2 separate regions of the Homo sapiens genome follow, and region 2 is linked to region 1. A link is an interaction called in ENCODE POLR2A ChIA-PET data of the cell type or tissue named here. Cell type or tissue: MCF 10A. All regions are shown on one strand. Each heading gives the region's core, and the rest is flanking DNA. Links, peaks and the distances in the headings are about the cores only.

Region 1 (10,557 bases), core at 3,284-8,283:
CCAGCTAATTTTTGTATTTTTATTAGAGATGGGGTTTCATCATGTTGGCTGGTCTTGAACTCCTGACCTCAGGTGATCCACCCACCTCTGCCTCCCAAAGTGCTGGGATTACATGTGTGAGCCACCGCACCCTGCCCTAGCTAGTTTTTGTTTTTTGTAGAGATGGGGTTTCACCATGTTGCTCAGGCTGGTCTTTAACTTCTGGACGCAAGCCATCCCTCTGCCTTGGCCTCCCAAAGTGCTAGGATTACTGGCATGAGCCACCAGGCACGGTCAGAACACTGTGGTTTAAACAAACAGGGTCTTGTTTGTTGTTTGGCTTCTTATACAGTTGAGTATCCCTTATCTGAAGTACTTGGGAGCAGAAGTGTTTTGGATTTCTGAATATTTTCATTATGCTTACTGGCTGAGCATTCCTAATCCAAAAATCCCAAATCTGAAATGCTCCAATGAGTATTTGCTTTGAACATCATGTTGGTCGGATTTTTGGATTAGGGATGCTCACCTGTGAGAAGAGAGCAGCTGCAAAGCTCTTTATTATTATGATCAAGTGTTATGTGCTGTACATAATTGTACGTGCTAGACTTTTACACAACTGGCAGCACAGAAGAGTGTTTCCACCAGCATCACCTCAGGCACATGAGTCACACGTCACACTACAAGGTCAGGATGGCTATGATGATAGGAATTTTTCAACTCTGTTATAGTCTTATGGGACCACTGTCACACACGTGGTCTGAATCATTGTTATGCAGTGCATGACTATATCTGCGCAGTTGCCATGGGTTTTCTCTCCTAGTATGAAAACTTCTCCCTGAATGGCAGTGTGGACCATTTGTGTTGACTGGCAGTTTTCACTTTAGTATACCTGGCATGGAGCAGGCAGGCAGCCTGGCGCCTCTGCCCACCACTTATTCCAATGGCAGAATGATGATGGTTTTATTCTAGGAGGTCAACAGCCACAATGGGAGGCTTCTTCCTTCCTAGTTGTAGCTTCACTTTCTTTATAGGGATAGGGATGGGAAATGAGTGGAGGTCCATTCTCCTGGGAGCAGCTGCCAGGGAGTAGCTCAGCTCACCTGTTAGTCATCCCGATTTTGCCCGACTTCCACTCCATCTCCACCACCAGAAGTGCTCCAAGACTGCAGGGCAATGGCTCCCACCTCCACTCCAGCCTTCTGCGCATATTCTGGGCTGTGGTTCCCTCCATGCTGCACAATCAATACAATCCTCTCTGCTTTCTGTCTTCCCAAAGTATGTCAAAATCCTGGGTTTGCTGCTGTCCCCAAACCTACTTTTAACATGATTATAGATCTCCCCCCACCTTTCATTACATTGGAACTATGAGAAAGAGGGAATATAAATACTTGTGTTCAGTTCCCTGTCATGAACTGGTTGTCCTGAATTATTCTTTATGGTCTGAATGTGAAGAATGGTGAATTTCAACAGTAGTGTAATACTTAAATATAATGTGGGAAAAGTAGAGAAATTACTTTGGGATAGGGAAGGAATTTTTAAATAAGCCACAACAAGTGCAAACTTATGAAGAAAGATGAATACATTTGACTATACTAAAATAAAAGCTTTTATTCATTAACAGATACCACAAAAACAAAAAAGTGGAAAGACAAGTCTCAAACTGGGGTGAGGGTGTGGGGGCGGGTTACACATCACACATTACTGATGAAGGATTACTGCCTAGATCTTGAGAGAACTTCTCCAAATCAAAGAGACAAAGACAATGAATCAACAGAAAGATGGGCTAAAGCATGAATAAGCTGTTTACAGAAAAGAAAACATATATGGCCATATAAACATACAAACATATGAAAAGATGCTCAATCTCATTAGCAACCAGAGAAATGCAAAATAAAACCACAATAGGAGGCCATTTTGTGCCCACCAGATTGGCAAACATCCAAAAGCCTGAAAATGCCAAGTATCGGCAAGGTTGTCTTATGTGCTGTGTTGGGTATGTAACTTGGCATCGCCACTCTGGAAAACAATTTGGCATTACCTTGTAAAGTGCCTTCCATACAGCTCAGCCATATTCACTCTTGGAGATATACCCTGAAGAGGTCCTTGCCTCTTCTGTGCCGGGGACTTAGATGCAGGACTAATAGTGATGAACATATGGCACAACCAAACCTCGCAAACACAATGATGAACGAAAAAGACAAGCTGCTTAAGTATATGTATAGTATGATTCCATTTGTGTCAAGTCTGATGTGTAACCACACTGAAAATGATCCTCAGTGGGGCATGGTGACTCACGCCTGTAATCCCAGCACTTTGGGAGGTTGAGGTGGGTGGATGCTTGAGTCTAGAAGTTTGAGACCAGCTTGGGCAACATGGCGAATTCCCATCTTTACAAAAAATAAAAAAATTAGCTGAGCGTGGTGGTGCATGCCTGTAGTCCTAGCTGCACGGAAGGCTGAGGTAAGAGGATCACCTGAGCCTTGAGGGTAGAAGCAGCAGTGAGCCATGATTGTGCTACTGCACTCCAGCCTGGGTGACACAGTGAGATCTTGTCTCAAAAAAAAAAAAAAAAAAAAAAAAAGAAACGAAAAAAAAAAAGAAAAAGAAAGAAAGAAAATGATTCTCATAATCTGCATTTTTAAAAATAAAAGCAAGGAAATCATAAACACGGAGTTCTAAAACTAGGGTTGTCCTAAGGGCTTAAGGGGAATGGAGAGGATCGCAGACTGAGGGGGCAGAGGGGACTTCCAAACATGAGCCACCTCCTATTTCTCAAAGGAGGTGCTAGATATGTGGCGTCTTTATTTTTGTTCTTTGTACCATAGCTGCATTATGCACGTTTTAAAAATCAGCCAACAGTGTCATATGGGAAAGGACTTAAACTTGAGGGACCTGAGTAATTATTATGTGTCAAACGGATTTTTTTTTTCCTGCATGTCTCCAAAGGCAAAATCCAGATCAAACAGCTGACCCTCCTGGGATGCAGATTTTAGCCTCTGATAAGAAAGGCCTTGTAATGTTTGTACCATCTGGTGCATGTTTACCTCTTGACTAGTTTTTGCAAGAACTCGCACTCACTTGAGCTCAGTCCACTCACAGACACTCTGAGACAGGAAGAGGAGGCGTTGCTATCTTCATTTTATAAATATAAAACTGGATGGACATTCAACCGGGGTGAAGTACCCAGGAACTGGAGCCCGGCCCAGACTCCAGGCTGGATTCCTAGTCCTGGATGCTTTCTATGATGTTCTTGAGTCCCTGTATCTGTCAGTGATGGGGTGCTCCATCCCAAAGGTGTCCCAGGCAGGTTCCTGGATGGTGGGAGAAGATGGACCTCTGGCTCCCAGCTAGGGGCCCATGCAGGGCTTTCCAGGTGAATGCCAGGCTCCCCGTCATGCTGAAGGCATCATCAAGGTCCGGGTTAATACAGGAATGTCTTTCTCCAGGAGGCCCCTGTGCCTGCTGCGATAGGGGCATTGTGGCATGGAACCCTCAAAAGGACAAGGGCTGTGGCTGAACCCTTCCTTCTGAAGTGACTCTCCCTTGTAGAGTATCGCTTTCTGGACTCCTGTCATGATGTGGGCAGGACGGAAGCCACGCGCCTGCCTGCTTGACCTGGGGCTTCAGGCAAATTCAGTGAAATTGAGTGAAAGGAGCGAACGCTATGGCGGCAAAAACTGGTGTTTTTTCCCCGCTCCCCTCAAAACCTCATCTGACCGGCCCGGGAAGCGGGTGGCCTCGCGTTGGGGGTGGTTCTCAGGGGCGGTGCCCTTGGGCCCTCACCCGCGTCTCCGTCGCCCCGCCCTCAGAGCAGCACGTGCTGGCGGAGCTGGAGCGGCAGGCGGTGCTGGTGTACACGCCGTCCCGCAAGGTGCACGGCAAGCGCCTGGTCTGCTACGACGACCGCTACATCGTGAAGGTGGCCTACGAGCAGGACGGCGTCATCGTCTCCAACGACAACTACCGGGACCTGCAGAGCGAGAACCCCGAGTGGAAGTGGTTCATCGAGCAGAGGCTGCTCATGTTCTCCTTCGTCAACGACCGGTAGGTCCGGCTGGGGTCCTGACACCCTGGGGGGCGGCGGGGCGGGGGGCCGGGGTCGAGGCAGTGGCCACGCCTGCTACCAGGTGGAGGAGCTTGGGGTCACCCGGTCACCCAGCCCCTCAGACAGAGCTCCCCCAGGTCCGCATTCTCGGCGGGCACGTCCCCAATAGGTGGGCTGCTTTGCTCTGACCTTGCTGTTCCCAGGGCCACATCTGACACACCACAGAGAAGCCCAAGAGGTGGGCCAAGCATGCAAGCATGTGTTTAGGGCACCACTAACTTAAAAAAACAGAATTGCATACTTCAGAATATTGAAATAGTCATCATGGAAAAGATCTGTACTTTGTTGTATTGCTTTTCACTTATTTCAGGTTTTTGTCTTATTTTATTTTATTTTATTTTATTTTATTTTTTGAGATGGAGTCTTGCTCTGTCACCCAGGCTGGAGTGCAGTGGCTCAATCTTGGCTCACTGCAAACTCTGCCTCCCAGGTTCAAGCAATTCTCCTGCCTCAGCCTCCCGAGTAGCTGAGATTATAGGCACGCACCACCATGCCTGGCTAATTTTTTGTATTTTTAGTAGAGATGGAGTTTCACCATGTTAGCCAGATGGTCTCGATCTCCTGACCTTGTGATCTGTCCACCTCGGCTTCCCAAAGTGCTGGGATTACAGGCTTGAGCCACCGTGCCTGGCTGTCTTTTTTTTTTTTTTAAATCAAAATTTTGAATTACATATGGGAGTAGGCAACAGATTTTTTTTTTTCTTTGACAGGGTCTTGCTCTATTGCCCAGGTTGGAGTGCAGTGGCATGATCACAGCTCACTGCAGCCTTGAACACCTGGGCTCAAGCGATCCTCCTGCCTCAGCCTCCCAAAGTGTTGAGATTTTAGGTGTCAGCCACTGAGCCCAGCCCAGAATCTTTTCTTCTGGGCTGTAAATATCTCCCCCTGCCTGGCCCTGACTCTGGGTTGAAATGTTCAAGAGAACCTGGCTGGTTCATGTAGCCCTGAAATAGGCCTCTTGGGTCAGTTCATCCCAGACCAACCGGCTATGGCTGGAGGCAGAGAGGGACACAGGGCCACAGGCACAAACCACTCAGCTAATGGTGAGGGCAGACACTGGCAAGGTGGATGAGGGTCTGGAGACCCGAGCAGCGTGTGACAGAGCACAGCCAGCTGGGCTGTTGCTCCCATTTCCATTTCTGTTCCAGGCAGTGTTAGCTTGGCCCTCATTCTGGGCTCTCTGACTGACTTTTTGGAACGTGGTTTTAGACAAACTCCTCAGCTCTGTGAGGGCCGGGACTGTATCTGTCTTACGTGCGGTGTCTCCAGCACGCCTGGCCCACAGGGGTGCAGTAACTAGTTGTAAAGGAATGACCGAGTGAATGGCTATGGCTGGGGAAGGGTCGATGGGGAAAGAGGTCTGGGCTTAGGCTGCTTGCACACGGCTGAGCAGCTGCTGACTCTGGACCCAGGGACACAGTGTGGTGTTTGAGAAAGGGCTGGGGCTTTGGAGAGGGCAGGTGAGGTTTCCATCTGAGGCCCTGCCACTTACTGGCTGGGAGTCAAGGGGGAACCACTCAACCTCTCTGAGCTGAATGTTCTTCACCTTGAAAAGGGATTAATAATGTCACCTCTGAGATCATTGTGAGGACTAGAGAGAATTGTGCCCCAGAAGTGGTAGCAGCTATTCCCAGGACATGGTGCAGCAGGGGGTACTGTGGTCCCCAAGGCCAACTGCCCCTGCAGCCGTGGAGGTGGAGGGCCAGAGGCATGGCAGCAGCGCCCTGCAGGAGCCCCCATTGTCATTTCCAGCTACAAAAGGCCAGCGGCTCTCACTGTCCGTCTGTAGCCTGGAGGAATCTGGCTAGTCTGGTAACTATGGGCTCCAGAAATCCTCACTGAGCTCTCAGGGACATGGCCATCTCTGGCCTGATGACAGCCTGGGGCGGGAGCCAAGTCCTTTTGACGCACTGGCCTCCGTTAAGGGCCTGCCAGGAGGCAGGACCTGCCGCCCGCTTGTGAGCGAGGGCGCCTGCCCTGGTGCCCCGGGCACGTCCACAGGGCCCTCTTGGCACAGCTCCTGCTCCTGAGAGAGCAGGAGAGGAAGTCTTTGGGAACGTTTAATAACCACAGTGGGCGGTTCCCCAGATTCTTGGTCAAGGCCCAATTCTGAGAAGCCGGCTGTGCAGCTGGGAGCTGAGCTATGGAGGCCACACAGGGCCGGGGATCACCCAGCTCTCTGCAGAGTGGGACTTCAGCATGACTCTGGATTCTTAGGGGGACAGCAACCCATAAAACATCTTCTCCTTGATTTACAATCCCAACCTCTCTACAGAACCTTTGTATGACCTGGAAGTGGCCTTGGGAACAAAAGTATTTATGTAAAAAGTGGACCTCACTCAGCGAGGGGCGTTTTCCTTCTGAGGAATTGGGTTTTCCCTGTTGAACTCTGAGCATGCATTCCCTTCCTCATTAGGGCTCCATGCCAGGGAGGAGAGAAGGGCAGATCAGGGGCAGGGCAGCCAAGGAAACTAAGACCAGACCCTGTGCCCCCAGGGTGCGCAGAGGAGGAGGTTAAGTCTGCGAGGTGGCTGTATGTGCAGGCAGCACCTGGGATCCACTTCCTCACTGATTCAAACTCCCTGTTCCTATTGAATCTCTTCGCCTGGAGGTTCACAGCCCAGAGCTGTGTTTGGCACGGGGTGAAACACAGGAGAAATGGGACCTAAGCCTCAAGGAGCTCATACAACTCTGAAACCTTCTGGAACTGTTTTTTGTTTGTTTGTTTATTTAGAGATGATAGAGTCTAGCTCTGTTGCCCAGGCTGGACTCCTGGACTCCAGGGATCCTCCTTCCTCAGCTTTTCTAGTAGCTGGAACTACAGGGGTATGACACCACTCCTGGCTTTTCTGGAGCTGTTAACCTCATAGAGGTTTCTAACCTTTTGTTGAGGACAGTGGGAAGCCAGAGGAGCCCTTAGAGCAATTATACTTTCATTTTCCTGGATAAAAATCACCTGGGAAGTTCTTTTTTTTTGGAGAAGGAGTCTCACTCTGTCATCCAGGATGGAGTGCAGTAGCATGATCTCGGCTCACTGCAACCTTCGCCTCCCGGGTTCAAGCAATTCTCCTGCCTCAGCCTCCCCAGTAGCTGGGACTACAGGTGCCCGCCACCATGCCCAGCTAATTTTTGTGTATTTTTTAGTAGAGATGAGGTTTCACCGTGTTGCCCAGGTTGGTTGTGAACTCCTGAGCTCAGGCAATCTGCCCACCTCAATCTCCCAGTTGTGCAGATTCCTGAACAACTTCAGATTCTGATGAAGCAGGTCTTGCGCGAAGCTCGGAGGCTGTCATTTTTTTTTTTTTTAGCCAGGATCTCACTCTGTTACCGGGGCTGGAGTGCAGTGGCACAATCATGACTCACTGCAGCCTCCATCTCCCAGGCTCAGCCATCCTCCCATCTCAGCCTCCCGAGTAGCTGGGACTAAAGGCATTCACCACCACATCTGGCTAATTTTCTTTTTTTTTTTTTTTTTTGCTTTCTGTAGAGACAAGGTTTCACTATGTTGTCCAGGCTGGTCTTGAACTCCTGAGCTCAAGGGATCTTTCTGCCTCAGCTTCCCAAAGTGTTGGGATTACCCATGTGAACCACTGCACTCAGATGACTGCATTTTTAAGTTGCTAGGTGATTCTGACACTGCTGGCTTGAACCACAACAGGAGAAACACCCAAAGAGGGCCAGAGCTGTGCTGTGTGCTCTGCATGGGGTTCAGTGTGAAGGGAAGGTTTTGCTTTAAGATGCTGTGACATCCTGCTGGGTGATGGTGGGCCCGGGGCCGAATGCTTCCTGGTGTTCTTGGGGAACTTGGGCCTGCTCCCTTTGTACAGGTGCTGGTGGCAAATCCCAGGTGGTCTTGCAGTTGCCCCTGTGCTTATTTTCCAGGTTCATGCCGCCTGATGACCCCCTGGGCCGCCATGGACCCTCCCTGAGCAACTTCCTGAGCAGGAAGCCGAAGCCCCCAGAGCCATCCTGGCAGCATTGTCCTTATGGTGGGTAGGGCCCAGTGCTTCGCAGGCCCTGTTCAGGGCCTTGTGTGGGGGCAGTACAGGAGCACAGTCAAAAAGCGCTGGCCTGGTGCTCAGCGGCCTGGGCTCTTGCCCAAGTTCTGCCCTCCAGCTGTGCTACCTGGAGAGTTAACTTTCCTGACAGGGTTATTGTAGAACTGACATCCTGGCCGGTGATTTCATGGGAGCCAGGATCCCATGCCAGGGTCGGATGCAGGGGTCATGCACACAGCAAAGCTGTGTCTGAGAAGCCGGGAGCCTGGACACAAACCCAGCTGCGGGTCTCAGTCCCTTCACCTGGCCCCTGGCAGCTTCTGTCCTCACCCTACCCTGCTCTCCACCCCTCCACCCTATGGACTTTGGTCACTGCTATCCATGAAGAGTTAAGAATTTTATCCCAGCACCCTGGGGGATGCCAGCCTTCTAGCCAGCTCTTTCACTGACTTGCTTCGTCAAGTTATTTGATGTTTCCAAGTTCAGTAAAGACTTGGGTGACAGTCAATCATTTCTTGTTAGAATTAGGTGACCATACATACATTCAGGCTGACTCCTCCTTCCCCCTTTCACTCTCAGAAGCCTTGGGTTTGGATAGTAACACTTGACCATTTGTTCACGACTCTGTTAGAACAGCGTGCAGGGTGAGGGCAAGCGTTAGCACAGCGAACACGGAGAACGGTGGGAACTGAGGCGGCACTGCAGGCGCAGTCCTCTGCCCCGAGCACCCACTCCCTACCGCCCGCTCCCTAAGCCTGGCCCTATCCACAGGGTCCCTGGGCAATTGGAGGCTGAAAGTCTTTGAATCCAGAGATTTGGTCTTAGTCCCTGGTCAAAGGGACCTGGGAACGACACTCCTCTGCATACCCTGGGATGAGTGTGCTCAGCGCCCCCTCACCCAGGCCGCCCGCGCCTCCCGGGCACTTCTCCCCACCTCGGCCCCGCGCCCAGATCTTGAGGCGTTTCCAGGGCGCTGAGTCTGAGGAGTCCGCGGCGGCCTGGGGGCCTGCTTGGAGGAATCTCCACGGAGAGGCCGCGGGCCGGCACTCCCCGGATGCACCAGGAACCACCGCCCCTCCGCGCCCCCGGGCCTCACGTCGCGCCCTCTCTGCCCCCGCCCCTTTCAGGCAAGAAATGCACCTATGGCATCAAGTGCAAGTTCTACCACCCGGAGAGGCCGCACCACGCGCAACTGGCGGTGGCCGACGAGCTCCGCGCCAAGACAGGGGCCCGGCCTGGCGCGGGCGCCGAGGAGCAGCGGCCACCGAGAGCCCCGGGCGGCTCCGCAGGAGCCCGGGCGGCCCCCCGGGAACCATTTGCGCACAGCCTCCCGCCGGCGCGGGGGTCCCCGGACCTGGCCGCCCTGCGAGGGAGCTTCTCTCGGCTGGCCTTCAGCGACGACCTGGGGCCCCTGGGGCCGCCTCTCCCGGTCCCCGCCTGCAGCCTCACGCCCCGACTGGGCGGGCCCGACTGGGTGTCCGCGGGCGGCCGGGTGCCAGGCCCGCTCAGCCTCCCTAGCCCGGAGAGCCAGTTCTCCCCGGGCGACCTCCCGCCTCCGCCCGGCCTGCAGCTCCAGCCGCGGGGCGAACACCGCCCTAGGGACCTGCACGGCGACTTGCTTTCCCCGCGCAGGCCACCCGACGACCCGTGGGCCCGTCCACCCCGCTCCGACCGCTTCCCTGGGCGCTCCGTCTGGGCGGAGCCGGCCTGGGGCGACGGCGCCACTGGGGGACTTTCAGTGTACGCGACCGAGGACGACGAGGGGGACGCGCGCGCCCGGGCTCGCATCGCGCTCTACAGCGTCTTCCCGCGTGACCAGGTGGACCGCGTGATGGCCGCGTTCCCGGAGCTCTCAGACCTCGCCAGGCTCATCCTCCTGGTACAGAGATGCCAGAGCGCGGGGGCGCCCCTGGGCAAGCCCTAAGGGACCAACACGCACTTGCAGGGAATGGCCCAGCCTCGCCTTGCGTCTTGGACGGGTGGACCTGTGGTTGCCAGCCTGGACCTGAGTGGGCCCATCATGGTGCCCCCTTTTCTTTAAAGATGGTCAGGGAAGCCTGCTTCCTCCTCCTGAGCGGGGTTGTGGGGGCCTGGTGGCACTTGGTGATCCTCACTGAGGCCGGGGCCTGCTGCGGGGAGGTCCACCCACTTCCGTGGAGGGAATGATTTTCCATGTGCACGGAGACTGCGGGTCCAAGCTGCAGTAGAACCCACAAGTGGGTCACAAAATCAATTTAGTGGGTCACCACCACAAACACAGTGGACTGGGACAGGGCAAAGCGCACCCTGTGCCATCAGGCTGAGTCTGAACTCTTGTTACCTATCCTGTGTCCCCACCCCCTTGGCAGCCATGTAACTAACCTCAATGTGGGTCGTAGTCAGAAGTTTAAAAAAGACTATGAATGCTCTTGAATTTCATTGCTTCAGGTAATGTTTGAAATATGTAGTCAGGTGGCCAGGGGAGGTTTGCTATCT
Region 2 (5,000 bases), core at 1-5,000, 130 kb after region 1:
AAAGGGCATTCAACACGTGTCAATGCACTTTTATATGCAAAAAAGCAGAATCGCCATATGTGGAAGTGGGAATTTTCTTCTGAAATCCCCATTTCCATGTGCTTATTTTTCCATTTCCTATAAAATCATCCTAAGAGTTGGCAAGCAGTACTTTAGTCAAGTACAATTCAGGTACATGCTAATCATGGGGTAAACAGTAAGTCACTCTCAATGCAAATTATAAAATATCTGTATTTCTAGCAACTTTTATTTGACACGGATCCCTTGGATGGTTCCTTGAGCACATTTTCTCACAATTCTAGTAACTACTTAACTGTGACACCTACATACATCTGCAACATACAGCTGCTTAACTTCTGAACAGCAGACGCTCATGTTTATCAGGTCACTAATTGCCTTTTAAAAATTAACCAAGTTGCCAGGCTCAGTGGCATGCCATACGTAGTCCTAGCTACTTGGGAAGCTGAGGCAAGAGGATGGCTTGGGCCTAGAAATCGAGACCAGCCTAGGCAACATAACGAAACCCCCATTTCTAAACAAATAAATAATAAATCAATAAAATTAACCAGGCAACTATGACATAATTTGTGCTCAGTAATTAAATGGAACATTTAATCTGTCTTAAATTTTTAAAAAACGACCATCTTGCCTATATTTTATAATGATGACAACCCTAATAGAAACCTACAATCAGGAAATGCTAGTATAAAAGAAAAGTGTAAAAGACAAAATAGTCCATAGGATATCAAGAATGTGGAAGCAAATATCTGTATAATAGGCTTTGTACCACAGATCTGAATATTAATATTTAAAGGCCAGTTTCTCCCACTTAAATTTTTATGCAATTATTAGCTTTGCTGAACATAAGATAAACTCTTGCAAACTACAAAAAAGCAAAATTAATTTGCTGACCTAATTATTACTGATATTAAGTGACCTATCCAAAAGGATGTGAAAATGTTAGGTTTTCTAAATAATGGCATTTGATCAAAACAAAAATCAAATTTCTGTGCATAATACTTCACTCTACATGTTGACTTTTCCAACAGCAAAAGCTAAAAACCGCTTAAAAAAGCAAGGCTGAGGATGGGTGGATCACCTGAGGTCAGGAGTTCGAGACCAGCCTGGCCAACATGGTGAAACCCTGTCTTTACTAAAAATACAAAAATTAGCCAGGCAGGGTGGTGGGCGCCTGTAATCCCAGCTACTCAGGACGCTGAGGCAGGAGAATTGCTTGAACCCAGGAGGCAAAGGTTGCAGTGAGCTGAGATTGCAACATTGCACTCTAGCCTGGACAAAAGAGCAAGACCCCGTCTCAAAAAAAAAAAAATAATAACAAAAACACAAGGCTGAAAAGACCAACATGTACCTTATAATTCTTTCTGCCATGATAACATGTCATTTATCCAATGATTAATGGTTCAATCTCCTATTTGTGCTTCTGGTTTTATTTTACAGATTGCATAAAAACTGCACACGTGTAAGATTAAAGCATATTTATTACCTCTAGGCTAAGAGATTTCATGTATATACACTACAGAATGTGCTAAGCCTATGAACTTAATAAAATGCAATGACTTTTTTAAACTGTCTTTTTTTTTTTTTTTTTTTGAGATGGGGTCTTGCTTTGTCACCCAGGCTAAAAATTTTTGTCTTAATCTACTGAGTAAACCAGTGTAACTGTTGTAGACTATTTTGCTGTAATAATTAGTATTGAATGCTATTTGTATAACCAATATTTTAACATAATAATACAATTTGTTTACTCTTCTTGGTACTATAGCAATACAGATAACTTATTAACAAAATATAAAACCATTGCTATAGCTGCTGTTAAAACAGGCTGGGTGTGGTAGCTCACACCTATAATCCCAACACTTAGGTGGGAGGCCAAGGCAAGATGATTCCTTGAACCTAGCTGCTCAAGACCAGCCTAAGCAAAATAGGAAGAACCCTTCTCTACAAAAAATAAAAAGTAAGCTGAGCGTTGTGGTACGCATCTGTAATCCCAGCTACTTGGAAGGCTGAGGTGGGAGGATCACTTGAGCCTGGGAGGTCAAGACTTCAGTGAGCTGTGGTTGTGCCACTGCATTCCAGCCTGGGCAACATAGCGAGACACTGTCTTAAAACATAAACATAACAGAAAAGTATAAAGATCATTTTACACAGATAAAGTGGCACAAGTTTTGTAGTATTATATTAAACCTCATATTTGAGGTGTTTTCAAAATCTTATCCATGCCAATTTTCTAATGCTTTTCCTAAAGAAGAACTATATTATAGATTTGTGGACTAATTTCAAATTGAAAATGCAGCTTTTCCCACAGGAACAGGCAAGAAAAATACAAAGAATTAACAATCCGTATGTTTATTTTGTAGTTAAAAAAATAATGATGATGTTTTGTTTGTTTCATCTTGGTCTAAGGAGTTACAGTAAATTAAAAAGTACAGAAATTCTTTTTTCATTCTATTTGTTGAGGAAAAATGAAGTGGACAGATACCTTGAAGAAAAAACCTAACGAAGCAAAATTCCAAATGTAAAATTACTTCCAATTACTTAAGCTACATATCCTAATGTAACTAGAACAAGAATTCACCTGTTCTATGTAAGGTAGGTATTACTATATCCATTTTTCTGAAGAAAACTCCTTGGCTCAGAGTGTGTGAATGATGTCTAAAATCACATAGCTATAGTCAGCAACAGAACTCAGGTTTGAACTTGGGCTCATCTGGTTTTAAAGCCCAGAACTTTTATTATACTTCATTGACTCCCAACACGGTAAAATTAAGATATTTAGTTAAAGAGGTGGGGGCTGAGAAGCTGAAAAATTAACAAAGAGATCAACTAAAAACCAAAAGCAGTATTTTCCTAGCCTGGGCAACAAAGGGAGATCCTGTCTCTATAAAAAATTTTTAGAAATCAGCTGGATGTAGTTGCGCACACTTGTAGTCCCAGCTATTCAGGAGGCTGAGGTGGGAGAAAGGCTTGTGCCCAGGAGTTTGAGATTGCAGCGAGCTATGATTGTGTCACTGCACTCCAAAAAAAAAAAAAAAAAAGTAATATTTTCCACAGTTTAAAACCAGGTAAAGTCTCTTCTACCCCTATGGCCCCAGTTCATATCAGAATTACTGCTTTTGTTGATTTCTCTGACTAAACAAAAGTTGCTTGGCCTGAGGACAATGTTCTGCAAGGTCAAGTTGCTGAGTTCAAGTTTTCATCTGCATTAGCAAGTATTTTTCTCTCATTGATGAGGAATGGAAAGTCACTCCCCTGAACTGCCCTGCCACTGGCTCTATACTGATGAGCCAAGCAATATCTCTGGCCTGCTTCACTGGCAAACTGACAGGAAGCAAACTTGTGATGTGCTCAATTTTGCTAACATTAAAAAAGGTAAACATTAAGATATTAAAGGTCAAAAATAATTTTCCTTAATATCAATGTGAGAGTAAAACTTTAAGCTAAAATTCAAAATAATATTAATAATATTATTTAATGATTCAGATGATGGTTAATAAACTGGTGAATAAAAATTTATAGATCAAAAATTACTCTTTCCTACACATTTTAATGGATTATTTTAAACAAGTCTATTATTAACAATCGGCATTCACACATTTCTACCAAAATCTCTGCTAAAATCCCCATTCCTATACTCTTGCTGCTTCTCTCTCTCTCTCTCTGCAGGACCTTTCCAACCTCTACTTTATTATCTGGCTTCTGTGACTTGTACTAGGAGCACTGGTACTAGGCCGGTTTTTGTTTTTCTTCTTAAGTGAAACAAGAATTCCATTTTCTTTTAACAAGGCAATTAAAATACTACAAATTCTTATACTGCTCTTGTCTCTTGTACTTGTTTGTAGGTAAATCAGACTTCCTTTCTGAAGCCACTCAAACTGACACCTTGTAGGAATTATTTCTGTCCTGTAGTAGACAGTTATTGTTCAAAAAAAGCAAAGAAAAAAAATTACAAGAGTATAAAATATTCAGTTGTATGTATTCCTATCTCATTTCTAAAGTAGTACTGTGGCACATCAAATACTAAAATGAAATACTTTTCATCCTATTTGTTCATATTTGAATATAAAGCACACGATACATGCTTTGTGGAGAACTTTTTAAAAATCCAAGAAATATTTTGGGTAAATGACTGAAAGCCTCATAACCTGACAGAAGTCTTAAGTTTGGGGAAAGCTAAAATTATTATTCTTTAGGTAGAGGATAACTTACAGCAGAACAGGAAAGAGTTGACTGGTACTAAGATTTAGGCATCTGAAGAATGCTTAAAATACTGTGAAGATGGGAGGTGGGATGCTGGTGGGACGTTTTCACTTTTCAGTGAAAACACCAGTATTTCCTGTATCACAGAAATGTAAGTAAACGACCAAGCTATTTAATCCATAAAACCAGGACAAATCTACACTTTCATTGAAATTATCTTAAAAAGATAAGGTAAACTTGTTCTTTAACAGTTAAGAGCAAATAATTATTCATAAATTTTCTTCTACTCTTTTAAAAACTGCTATATTACTTTTTCACTTTGATGCCAATAACATCATAGAAATAGGTTAATGAAGACTAATCTAGCTACAAATAATTGATTTCTTCCTCTCAATTTCTAGAATATTTTTTGAACTTTTGGCTAGATTCACAAAATAGCATTTAAGAGACTTTGCATAATGATATCTTATTCAGTGCTTAAAATTAAAAGTAGAGATTCCAGTGCAGTCACCTTTCAGACTCAGGAGTTTACTACAAAAAGAGCTGTAATTTACAGAAAAATGATCATTAAGAACTATTCAACATTTAACACACAGTATTTCTTGAGCTCTTAACTACAGGCCAACCACTGAAAATAATGTGAAGTAAAGACTGAAAGGAAGACATGTTCTGCACTTGAGGTGCTGTTTCGTGATCTTCCAGTCTAAAAATGAAAATAAGTATTGCAACTTGCATGGTTATTCCACTCTTCCCTCAAAAATCCCATTCACAATTTGAGTTAT

What was found. Peaks named below come from ENCODE experiments on the same cell type or tissue, not always from the same donor. Only the 100,000 strongest peaks of a DNase experiment are listed, where the experiment ranks them.
Region 2: POLR2A ChIA-PET joins it to region 1 with 7 read pairs; 5 of 35 experiments call an interaction of 5 or more read pairs at or near these places.

The regions. Positions count from the first base shown.
Region 1 is chr6:149,450,132-149,460,688 of GRCh38, reverse strand. ZC3H12D (zinc finger CCCH-type containing 12D) reads left to right here. Exons shown (of 6, transcript NM_207360.3): 4 at 3,789-4,023; 5 at 7,967-8,073; 6 at 9,210-10,557. The coding sequence ends at 10,006. Among named protein-coding and RNA genes, the nearest start is that of ZC3H12D, 30 kb to the left of the region's middle. RefSeq lists enhancers at 8,419-8,970, 8,971-9,522. In MCF 10A, for the core only: no CTCF peak of the experiment used is centred there; a DNase peak (open chromatin) is centred at 6,018.
Region 2 is chr6:149,322,883-149,327,882 of GRCh38, reverse strand. The region is part of intron 1 of TAB2 (TGF-beta activated kinase 1 (MAP3K7) binding protein 2); the gene reads right to left. Among named protein-coding and RNA genes, the nearest start is that of TAB2, 7.7 kb to the right of the region's middle. RefSeq lists a silencer at 3,624-3,824. In MCF 10A, for the core only: no CTCF peak of the experiment used is centred there; no DNase peak of the experiment used is centred there.